Regions from separate parts of the Homo sapiens genome. Here region 2 is linked to region 1. Evidence: read pairs that join two places in POLR2A ChIA-PET (ENCODE). Cell type or tissue: PC-9. All regions are shown on one strand.

Evidence for each region. Peaks named below come from ENCODE experiments on the same cell type or tissue, not always from the same donor. Only the 100,000 strongest peaks of a DNase experiment are listed, where the experiment ranks them.
Region 2: POLR2A ChIA-PET joins it to region 1 with 5 read pairs; 1 of 35 experiments calls an interaction of 5 or more read pairs at or near these places.

What each region holds. Positions count from the first base shown.
Region 1 is chr20:35,355,245-35,360,244 of GRCh38, forward strand. The region is part of intron 6 of UQCC1 (ubiquinol-cytochrome c reductase complex assembly factor 1); the gene reads right to left. Among named protein-coding and RNA genes, the nearest start is that of UQCC1, 54 kb to the right of the region's middle. In PC-9, no CTCF peak of the experiment used is centred here; a DNase peak (open chromatin) is centred at 2,597; H3K27ac peaks cover 514 bases.
Region 2 is chr20:34,946,616-34,951,615 of GRCh38, forward strand. The region is part of intron 2 of GSS (glutathione synthetase); the gene reads right to left. Among named protein-coding and RNA genes, the nearest start is that of GSS, 6.7 kb to the right of the region's middle. In PC-9, no CTCF peak of the experiment used is centred here; a DNase peak (open chromatin) is centred at 4,836; H3K27ac peaks cover 2,292 bases.

The sequences.
Region 1 (5,000 bases):
TAAAACTCTACCGCAAATCTCATTACACATAAAGTTGTAAGACCAAAGGCAAAGAATCAGTCTTCCTATCAACCGGAAGTTACTGAAGATTCCCATGAGTTCTACTGGGAAAATAAGGTTCTGATCCACAGGGCTGTCCAATCACCAGTACAACATTCAGCTAATTAAATGCTCACCTAATTCTTTCCCTGAGTTTGTGAATCGAATTTACTAGGTAGTTAAGGACAGAAAAGCAGTCCTGTTGTGAAGGACTTTTTTGTTTATCCTCTTCAAGGGAAAAGCAGAGCTGAAGGCTGGGCCAAAATCTTAAGAAGTCAGCTGCCTGGAATGTCCAGACAAGCAGCTGAATACCAATTCTTAGGCCACCTGACCTTGAAGCCTATCACATTCAATTTACGCTTGTTTGATAACTGTTTTTAAAAGGTAATACATGTACATAGTAATAAAAACCAAGTCTCCTTCCTACCTTCATCCCCTGCCAACCCGTTCCTCTCCCAAAGACAACCTCAGCTACTAGTTTCTTAGGAATCCTTCCACATATAACCTATACACACACAAGTTTATGTATGTGTGTATTCTTTTTACATAAATGGTACCTTCTTTATCTTCCCTTTTGTGCTAGCATTCTACACATACTATCTTTTTTTTTTTTTTTTTGAAACAAGGTCTGGCTCTATCACCCAGGCTGGAAAGCAGTGGTATAATCTCAGCTCACTGCAACCTCTGCCTCCTGGGCTCAAGCCATCCTTCTACCTCAGCCTCCCAAGTAGCTGGGACTTCAAGCATGCACCACCATGCCCAGCTAACTTTTGTATTTTCTGTAGAGATGAGATGGGGTTTCGCCACGTTGCCGAGGCTGGTCTCAAACTCATAAGCTCAAGTGATCCTCCTGCCTTGGCCTCCCAAAGTGCTGGGATTATAGGCGTGAGCCACCACACCAGGCCAACATACTATTATTCTCAGACATTAAGAAAAAATTACATCTGATATTGGAATGGAAGGATGGAAGTGAAGAAATCTCAACTCCAACTCTGTGTTTCATCCACAGACACCCCAGTGAAAACTTTTGGACACCAGAGATAATAGATTACTACTAACTTATTTGACCATTATTAGGGTGACATCTGATTGACGCTGAATTCAACCAGTTAGTTTATCTGGCAATTTTTCCTATTCTAAAAATGACTAACAGGAAGAAAGAAAGAAAAAAAAAACTTAAATAGCAAAAACGGACAAGTGCTATAATTAACAGTTAACACAACTACGTGCCAGGCACTATGCCAAGTGATTTGGATGCATTATTTTTCCTAATTTTTACAACAACTCCATGAAGCTGATACTTGTGTCCTTACTGTCCTCATTTCACAGGTGAGAAAATTGAGTCCTAGAGAAGTAACTTGCCCAATGATACAAACCTAGTAAGTGCTAAAACTGAGATCTGAACCTAGACAATCTGATCCCAGAGTCCTACGAAGGTTTTTGTTGTTTTTGCCTCCTTTAATGATTAGAACAAACCCTCCAGGATCTATTGACCCTATTTTTCATTCAGTCCTCACAAGTACAGTAATTTAAGCTTCAAAACTAGCATCATATTAGAAATAGCACATCAGGAAAAAAAAAGACTGGCTAACTGGAGGCAAGCATACCTATAACAAGAGTAACTGCTAGCAGCCTAGTAGGAAAAGAGGAAATGAAAAATTTATTTAATAGAGACACGAAAAAAATAACAGAGCAATTGAGGTTCAACAGGTACAACTCAGAGACAATAGTCTGGCAAAATACAGTTAAGAGTTATCAGGACATCCTGAATCATTCAGAAAAGACTGAAGTATGTTGAATGGTAAAAGAAAACTAAATAGGCCAGGTGCAGTGGCTCATGCCTGTAATCCCAGCACTTTGAGAGGTCGAGGCAGGCAGATCACCTGAGCTCCGGAGTTCGAGACCAGCCTGGACAACATGACGAAACCTCATCTCTATAAAAAATACAAAAATTAGGCCGGGCGCAGTGGCTCACGCCTGTAATCCCAGCACTTTGGGAGGCTGAGGCAGGCAGATCACCTGAGGTCAGGAGTTCAAGACCAGCTTGACCAACATGGTGAAACCACATCTCTACTAAAAATGCAAAATTAGCTGGGCGTGGTGGCACATGCCTGTAATCCCAGCTGCTTGGGAGGCCGAGGCAGGAGAATGGCTTGAACCAGGGAGGCGGAGGTTGCAGTGAGCCGAGTTCACACCATTGCACTCCAGCCTGGCAACAGAGCAAGACTCCGTCTCAAAAAAAAATTAGTGGGGCACGGTGGTGCATGACTGTAGTCTCAGCTACAGTCTGAGGCAGGAGAATCGCTTGAGCCCCAGAGGTGGAGGTTGCAGTGAGCTATGGTAGTGCCATTGTACTCCAGCCTGGGAGACACAGTGAGACCTTGTCTCAAAAAAAAAAAAAAAAAGAAAGAAAAAGAAACAAAGAAAAATAAATAAAACAAAGTCAAAATGGTTAATAAAAATAAAAGACTTGAAGATCCTGCTACCCACTGCAAAACAAAGCCAACACCTGTCACAGACTCTGACCATATAACAATAACGTTGAGTCATTAAGTAAGCTATTTCACAATACAGCTCACTTTAACTCACATCATGGGTGTATACCCTCATAATAAATGCCTAAATTTAACATTGAGAGGTCAAATTACATTTTGCCACTGATTTAAAGTCATAATGTCAGACCTCTGTTGGAAACGAGGGGGAATTGAGAAGGGCAGGGGGCATTATGGAGGGGATAACACACTTCCATGCTAAAACATAATAAATAAAAACTGCCCTTAAGAATGCAGGCTGGGCGCGCTGGCTCATGCCTGTAATCCCAGCACTTTGGGAGGCCGAGGAGGGTGGATCACCTGAGGTCAGGAGTTTGAGACCAGCCTGGCCAACCTGGTGAAACCTCATCTCTACTAAAAATACAAAAATTAGCTGGGCATGGTGGCAGGTGCCTGTGGTCCCAGCTACTCCGGAGGCTGAGGCAGGAGAATCGCTTGAACTTGGGAGGCAGAGGTAGCAGTGAGCCGAGACTGTGCCATTGCACTCCAGCCTTGGCATCAACAGTGAGAGACTCTGTCTCAAAAAAAAAAAAAAAAAAAAAAAAGCAAAGTATCAGTGTGCCAATCTGTATCCAGGAAACAAAAAAAATGCAAAATAAACTTAAAAAAATCTTGTAATGAAAAAGATTCCTATATTAATTAACTAATCATTTATTGAACAAGTATTACTAAGCACCTACTCTGAATATAGACTGAATCTGTGCAGAAGCTACTACTCTGTTTAGGATCAAACTCAAGTTGCTCCTCCCAAGTTTGATGTGTCACCCAGGCTGGAGTGCAGTGGCATGATATTGGCTCACTGCAATCTCTGCCTCCCGGGTTCAAGAGATTCTCCTGCCTCAGCTTCCTGAGTAGCTGGGATTACAGGCACCCACCACCACACCCAGCCAATTTTTGTATTTTTAGTACAGACACGGTTTCACCATGTTGGTCAGGCTGGTCTCAAACTCCCGACCTCAAGTGATCCACCTGCCTCAGCCTCCCAAAGTGCTGGGATTACAGGCGTGAGCCACCGCGCCTGGCCTGATGATGTTCTTAAACCCACAATTTATTATTTAGGTTTTAAGCTTCACAGTACTATCCTTGTCTCTCAGTGATTCCAGTGGCTCATACATAATACTGATCTCTTTTACATATAAGAAAGGCAAATAACGCAGCTAGCAAAGTAAAGAAAAAAAGGAGTGTTCAAACCTGGCGTGCAAATATCTCTAAAAGGCAAGCATGGAGACGGGACAAAGGAAGAAAATGTCACTCACTAGGAATATCAAATAATAAAGGGCTGAAGCTATCAATCCTGCCTTATAGAAAATAATAATAATGATTACTACCATTTACTATGTTCTGTAATGTGAGACTTGTCACTGTAAGATGCATTTACATTCATTCTGTCTCTCAGGACATTATAACTGTCCCCGTTTCACAGAAAAGAAAACACACTCTGAAGAGGTTAAGTAACTTAAGGTTGCACGGTAGAGAAGAAAGAAGCTGGAATGAAGCCTGAGCTCCCCCCTTTTTCTCCCATTCTGTGATAGCACCAAGAACCTCTTCCTGCTAAATAAGACAAATCGGAAGGCAACAACACTGTCTGTAGAGTTCAAAGGAATAGGAGAGTTTCCTAGCTATGATTTCCTCCTGTCAGCCTAAATCTGGGAGGGAAGATTCTTGTTATTCCTGATGCTGACCTCCTGCCAGGTACTGGCAGCTCTGAGCATCCTGTCTCGCTCACTCTGCTTGGGCCCTCTGACAATGCCAGTTGTGTTTTGGCCTTGTTTCTCCCACATGATAGTTTATAAGCTGCTTAGAGTAGATCTGATTTTGAATTAATAAAGACTAGCAGGCACTTGGGCAGGTTCGTCACTCTGGCTGCTATGAAGGAATCCCAAAGGGGACTTTCACACAGCATGTTTCCCTTACTCTGTCACCAGCTGAGGCCAAGAAAGCAGAGCCTAGATGGCTACACTCAAGCCCCAGCAGTGTGCTAATGAATGAGTTTATTGATCTGTAAGCTGGCACACTGACCCTTTTCCAGGGCTGTGTACATGGCTATCTCCACCTGGTTTCCCAAACTCCCTCACTATGAAGCCTAACCCTTCTGGGGGGAGCATGAGGGCCACAGGACAGCCTGTGGGCAAACAGACAAGTTGGGTGAGGCACTTCCTGAAGCCATCTCACCTGACAACGAGCCTCCTCCAAGAGCTACACCTGGCCTGCAGCTTGCCTGTCAGATCCACTATAAAGAATAAGCCCCTGGGTACCAGGTATCAGCGCACTTAGGGTATGCAATGCTGGTAAAATGCTGCTGCATAGGCCTTTGGTTTGGGCAAGAAAGCTACAAGCGTGGGTGTTTGAACACTGCAACTCTGGCTGGGGGAGGGCAAAAGAGGATGTGCACATGGCCAGGGCTCACCA
Region 2 (5,000 bases), 410 kb before region 1:
CACATACATACATGGAAGCCTGCTCCTTGCTGGTTGATGTTCAAGCCCAGGCCCTTCCATGCATCAGGAGCTCACACTCCAGTTTCCTTGCCTTTTGATTTTGATTTGGTTACTGGGTAGGACAAGTGAACTCTGGTTCCCTTAGTAGAAGCCAGGAGTGTTTTTTCCACCAATGTTAGTGATGGTGACTCAGGTTAACAGGCCTAGAGTTCAGCTGCATTCCGCATTCTTTGGACTTTATCATAGACGAGAAACCCAAATACCATCAAGGACACTGATTCTAGAAGGGAAAAGTGCATTCTGAGATCCCTGCCAACAACTGAACTAGAACTTGGGTAAGAGATGAAAAGAAAATCTTGTGACTTGTATTATAAAGCATTCCTGAGTTTAACCTTTGAGTTAATATCAGTTTGTCATTATGGTGGTATAAGTTTACGGTGTTAGAACTTGGTATTTAGATATTTATTTTTAAAGTACTATTTTTTTTTTTGAGGTAGAGTCTCACTCTGTTGCCCAGGCTGGAGTGCAGTGGTACAATCTCGGCTCACTGCAACCTCCATCTCCTGGGTTCAAGCAATTCTCCTGCCTCAGCCTCCCAAGTAGCTGAGACTACAGGTGTGTGCCACCACACCCAGGTAATTTTTGTATTTTTAGTAGAGATGGGGTTTCACTGTGTTGTCCAGGCTGGTCTCAAACACCTGGCCTCAAGTGATCTGCCTGCCTCAGCCTCCCAAAGTGTTGGGATTACAGGCATGAGCCACCATGCCCAGCCAAAATATTATTATTTTTTTAACAGGTAATACAAATACATGATACAAAATTCAAAAGAGACATAAGAATATATAGTGAGAAGTATGTCTCACTCTCATTCCAGTCTCCTGGGGAAAAGACTGGGCCCCAGCCACCCAGTTCTCCTCCCCAGAGGCAAATGACAGACTAGTGTCTCACACATCCTTCCAGTCATCTTTGTATTGATATATATGTATACACATATATTTTCTCTTTTTTTCACCCCCATAGCAAACTATACTACATTGTGCTTTTTAAATATTTCCTTATATGTTCAAATAGAGCATTTTCATTATTTTTAATTGCTGTATATTATTCTACTCTTAGGATATACCATAATTTATTGAATCTAGTATATAGGTGGTTTCTTTATTTTCCTATTACCATTAATGTTTCAATGGGTATCCTAGAATATACATTCTAGATATTTTCATATATGAGAAAGTCCATACATTCTAAATTTCTAAAAGTAAAAATATCAAGTAATTCAGGTAAATCTATTTTAAATTTTGGTAGATAATTTCTAAATTACCCTTCTCAGCATCTTTTTTTTTTTTTTTTGGAGTGGGGTCTTACTATGTTGCCCAGACTGGAATACAGTGGCTATTCATAGGTGCCATCATAGTGCACTATAGCCTCAAATTCCTGGGCTCAAGCAATCCTCCTGTCTCAGCCTCCCCAGTAGCTGAGACTGCAGGTGTGTACCACTGCCCTGGCCTCAGCATCTAAGATAAAACTGAGGAAGGCTATTTGTGAGAATAAGGTTTATTCAGTCTGAAGCCTTTATGAGTTAGAATGGGAATGACTGCAGATTACATAAGGGGTGACCTAATACCCTGAGTAGCTATGTGATGACTACAGGAGCATTTCCTTGGCTTGAACACATAGAGCTCTGCTGCCCCCAACAAGTCTCATCTTGGCCTCAAAAACTCAGAGTTTTTCTGCTAAGACATCCCTCTGCCTCTGTCCCAGGGCTCATTATGCCCTCCTGAATTTAGGATCAATAGTTTATAGCTGTTCTCTGCTATCTACAGGCTAAAGGCTGAAACACACAGTCTTCTCACTTTTGATAGAGACATTAACATAAAATGACATTACTGGCCGGGCACGGTGGCTCATGCCTGTAATCCCAGCACTTTGGGAGGCCGAGGCGGGCAGATCACAAGATCAAGAGATCGAGACCATCCTGGCCAACATGGTGAAACCCCATCTCTACTAAAAATACAAAAATTAGCTGGGCGTGGTGGCACACACCCGTAGTCCCAGCTGCTCTGGAGGCTGAGGCAGGAGAATCGCTTGAACCCAGGAGGCAGAGGTTGCAGTGAGCTGAGATCGTGCCACTGCACTCCAGCCTGGCGACAGAGTGAGACTCTGTCTCAAAAAAAAAAAAAGAAACATTTTTCTACTATTTAAAAAAACCTATAGCACGTGCATGACAAAATTCTGCTTTGTAGCCAGGAAGCAACAGGGAGTGATAGGAATTGTGGCAAAAAGAAGTACTTGCATCTTCTCTAAAGGGGGCAGCCAGAACTCTGCTCTAGCCAATTGTTGCCATGCAGGAAAGTAGGCCAGAGTTGCCAGATGATATAATTTTTCAAGACAAGTTGGGTTGCTAGATTTTTTGTTTTAATTTCATGATTTTTTTTTTTAAATGTTGGCTCTGACTTTTTAAAAATACTCTGGTGAAAACAACTGTTAACAATGCTTGCCCCTGGTCAGGGAAACAGTGGCTGGAGGAAGGGGACTTACTCTGTACTGAATACCCTTTTGAATTTTGCGCCCTGTTCAAATGTATTTGAACGTATTACTTATTGTAAAAAACAAATTAACTCCCCAAACACTGCAGGAGCCAAATACTCAGCCTAGATATGGCTAGTTTGCAGCTCTGATCTACAGGATAAAGTTCATACTCCTCCTCCACCCAGTAGCTAAGGCCCCGCGGCTGTCTGACGCTGGCCTGCCTTCTTTCCCACTATATCCACTTATGCGCCCTGCATTTCAGCTGCATTCTCTTGAACATTTTTTTTTTTTTTTGCCTTTTCCTACTTTTGGGTCCTTGCTATGCTGTTCCTTTTCCCTATTTGTCTTTTAAGGTCTAGTTCAAATACCACCCCCCATCTCAATCATCTAATCATAATGAACTACTCTTTCTTCCAGCTGTCCTATATAGTATCTTGGGAGAGGAAAAAAAGCATGGATGTTCAGAGCATGGACTCAGGAGCCAAATTCCTTGGGTTCACATCCTGGCTCTGCCAATTATTTTACCATTTAAATAACCTCAGGTAGGTTACTTAGCCTCTCTGGGCTTCGGTTTCCTTATCTCTGTTGTGGTGAGGAGTCAGTGATTCCAAAGTGTTTAGAATAATGCCTGGCACATACTAAATACTCAATAAATGATAGTTAACTTTGTGTAGCAGACTGCCTGTGTTTCCTCATAGAGCTGATGTTATTTAATTTTGTTTTGTGGTATGTTCTCTAACTAGACCAGGAGCCCCAGAGGCTAGGGCTCTGGCTGACTCACCTCTCTGTCCTCAGTGCCTACAATGGCCCGGCATAGAGCAGGCATTTGGTAAAGATTTGGAGTAAAATCATTCTCTCTCTCTCTCTCTCACACACACACACACACACACATACACACACACGTACACTTTCTGACTTTTTTTCTGGATTAGAAATCTCATTGTGGATTACGCCTTTTCTAGGCTCCATAACCTCCCAGAAAGACCAAGTGTTGGATCTTCACATGGTACCTATTGATTAACAGAAGAAACAAAAGCGTGGAAGAGAAAATGCTTCATTTTAGATTCATACAAGTAATTCACAAAATCTAGGTTCACAGCCCAAGCAATTCTATTCCATACCATCAGCCTGCCTTAGGTGACAGACATTGTCATTTACTTGGGCCTTAGCAAACAATTACTGAGTGTGGACTCCATCAGGCCTGTGTAGGTTCTGGGCACACAGAGACAAAAAAGAATGGGTCTGGCTAAAAAAAGAAGAGATGTTGGCAGCTCTTTAGTCACCAATATGGTCTTAAGGTGTACTGTTAAGTTAAAGAAAAAAAAGTGGGCAAAAGGAGGCTGGGCACGGTGGTTCACACCTGTAATCCCAGCAATTTTGGGGGGCAGAGGCCAGTGGATCACTTGAAGTCAGGAGTTTGAGACCAGCCTGGACAACATGGTGAAACCCTGTCCCTACCAAAAAAAAAAAAAAAATTAGCCAGGCGTAGTGGCACATGCCTGTAGTCCCAGCTACTTGGGAGGCTGAGGTGGGAGAATTGCTTGAACCCAGGAGGCGGAGGTTGCAGTGAGCCAAGATTGTGCCACTACACTCCAGCCTGGGCAACAGAGCGAGGCCCCAAGGAATATATTTACTTGTTATTAGTTACTTGTTATGAATAAGCCATCTGAAAGGATCAACAAGAAACCAAAACACAAGCTGCATTAGGGTAAACTCTTGTACCATTTGAATTTGAACCATGAAAATGTCTTACCTAGTCACCAAATTAAAAAAGATTTTATTTTTTTATTTTTTTTTCTTCCCTAAGGATGAGGTTTTAAAAAGGTGTGGTTTGGACTCAGCAGTTCTACTTTTACGTATTGAACCTGGAGAAACACTCACATAGGTGCCCCAACAGACATATGCATGGATGTTCCCTATAATGCTATTTATGGTCATAAAATAATGAGAAATCACCTAAATAGACATGAGTAGAGGGAAGCTAAACTGTGATACACCCACATCTGGAATACTATGCCTCAGAATGAAGATGACCCTAATAGAAGGCATTAGAAAGTTCTAAGACAGACAAATAAAAAACCAAAAACATATCATAGAATAATATATATGATACAATTTGTTTTTTAAAAAAGACGTATTTCTATATATACCTATCTATGTATATAAATGCACAGAGAAAGGCTTGAAAGCATATATCACAAACCAGTTACAGAGAAGGTAGAGTGATTATGGGGTTTTCAGTAATAGCTCACTGGGCAAAGTGCTTCACATGAATCATCCTGTAATTCTCTTACCAAACCAGTGAGGTAGGTCCTATTATTATCCCATTTTTACACCTGAAGAAACTGCAGCTGAGAGCGGTTAAGTAATTTGCCTAAGTCACACTTCAAACCCCATATTTAAATTTGATTACTCCAGGACACTGCCTTTTTATTTTCTACTTCTAGAGATCAATTTTAGTTACTGGAAAA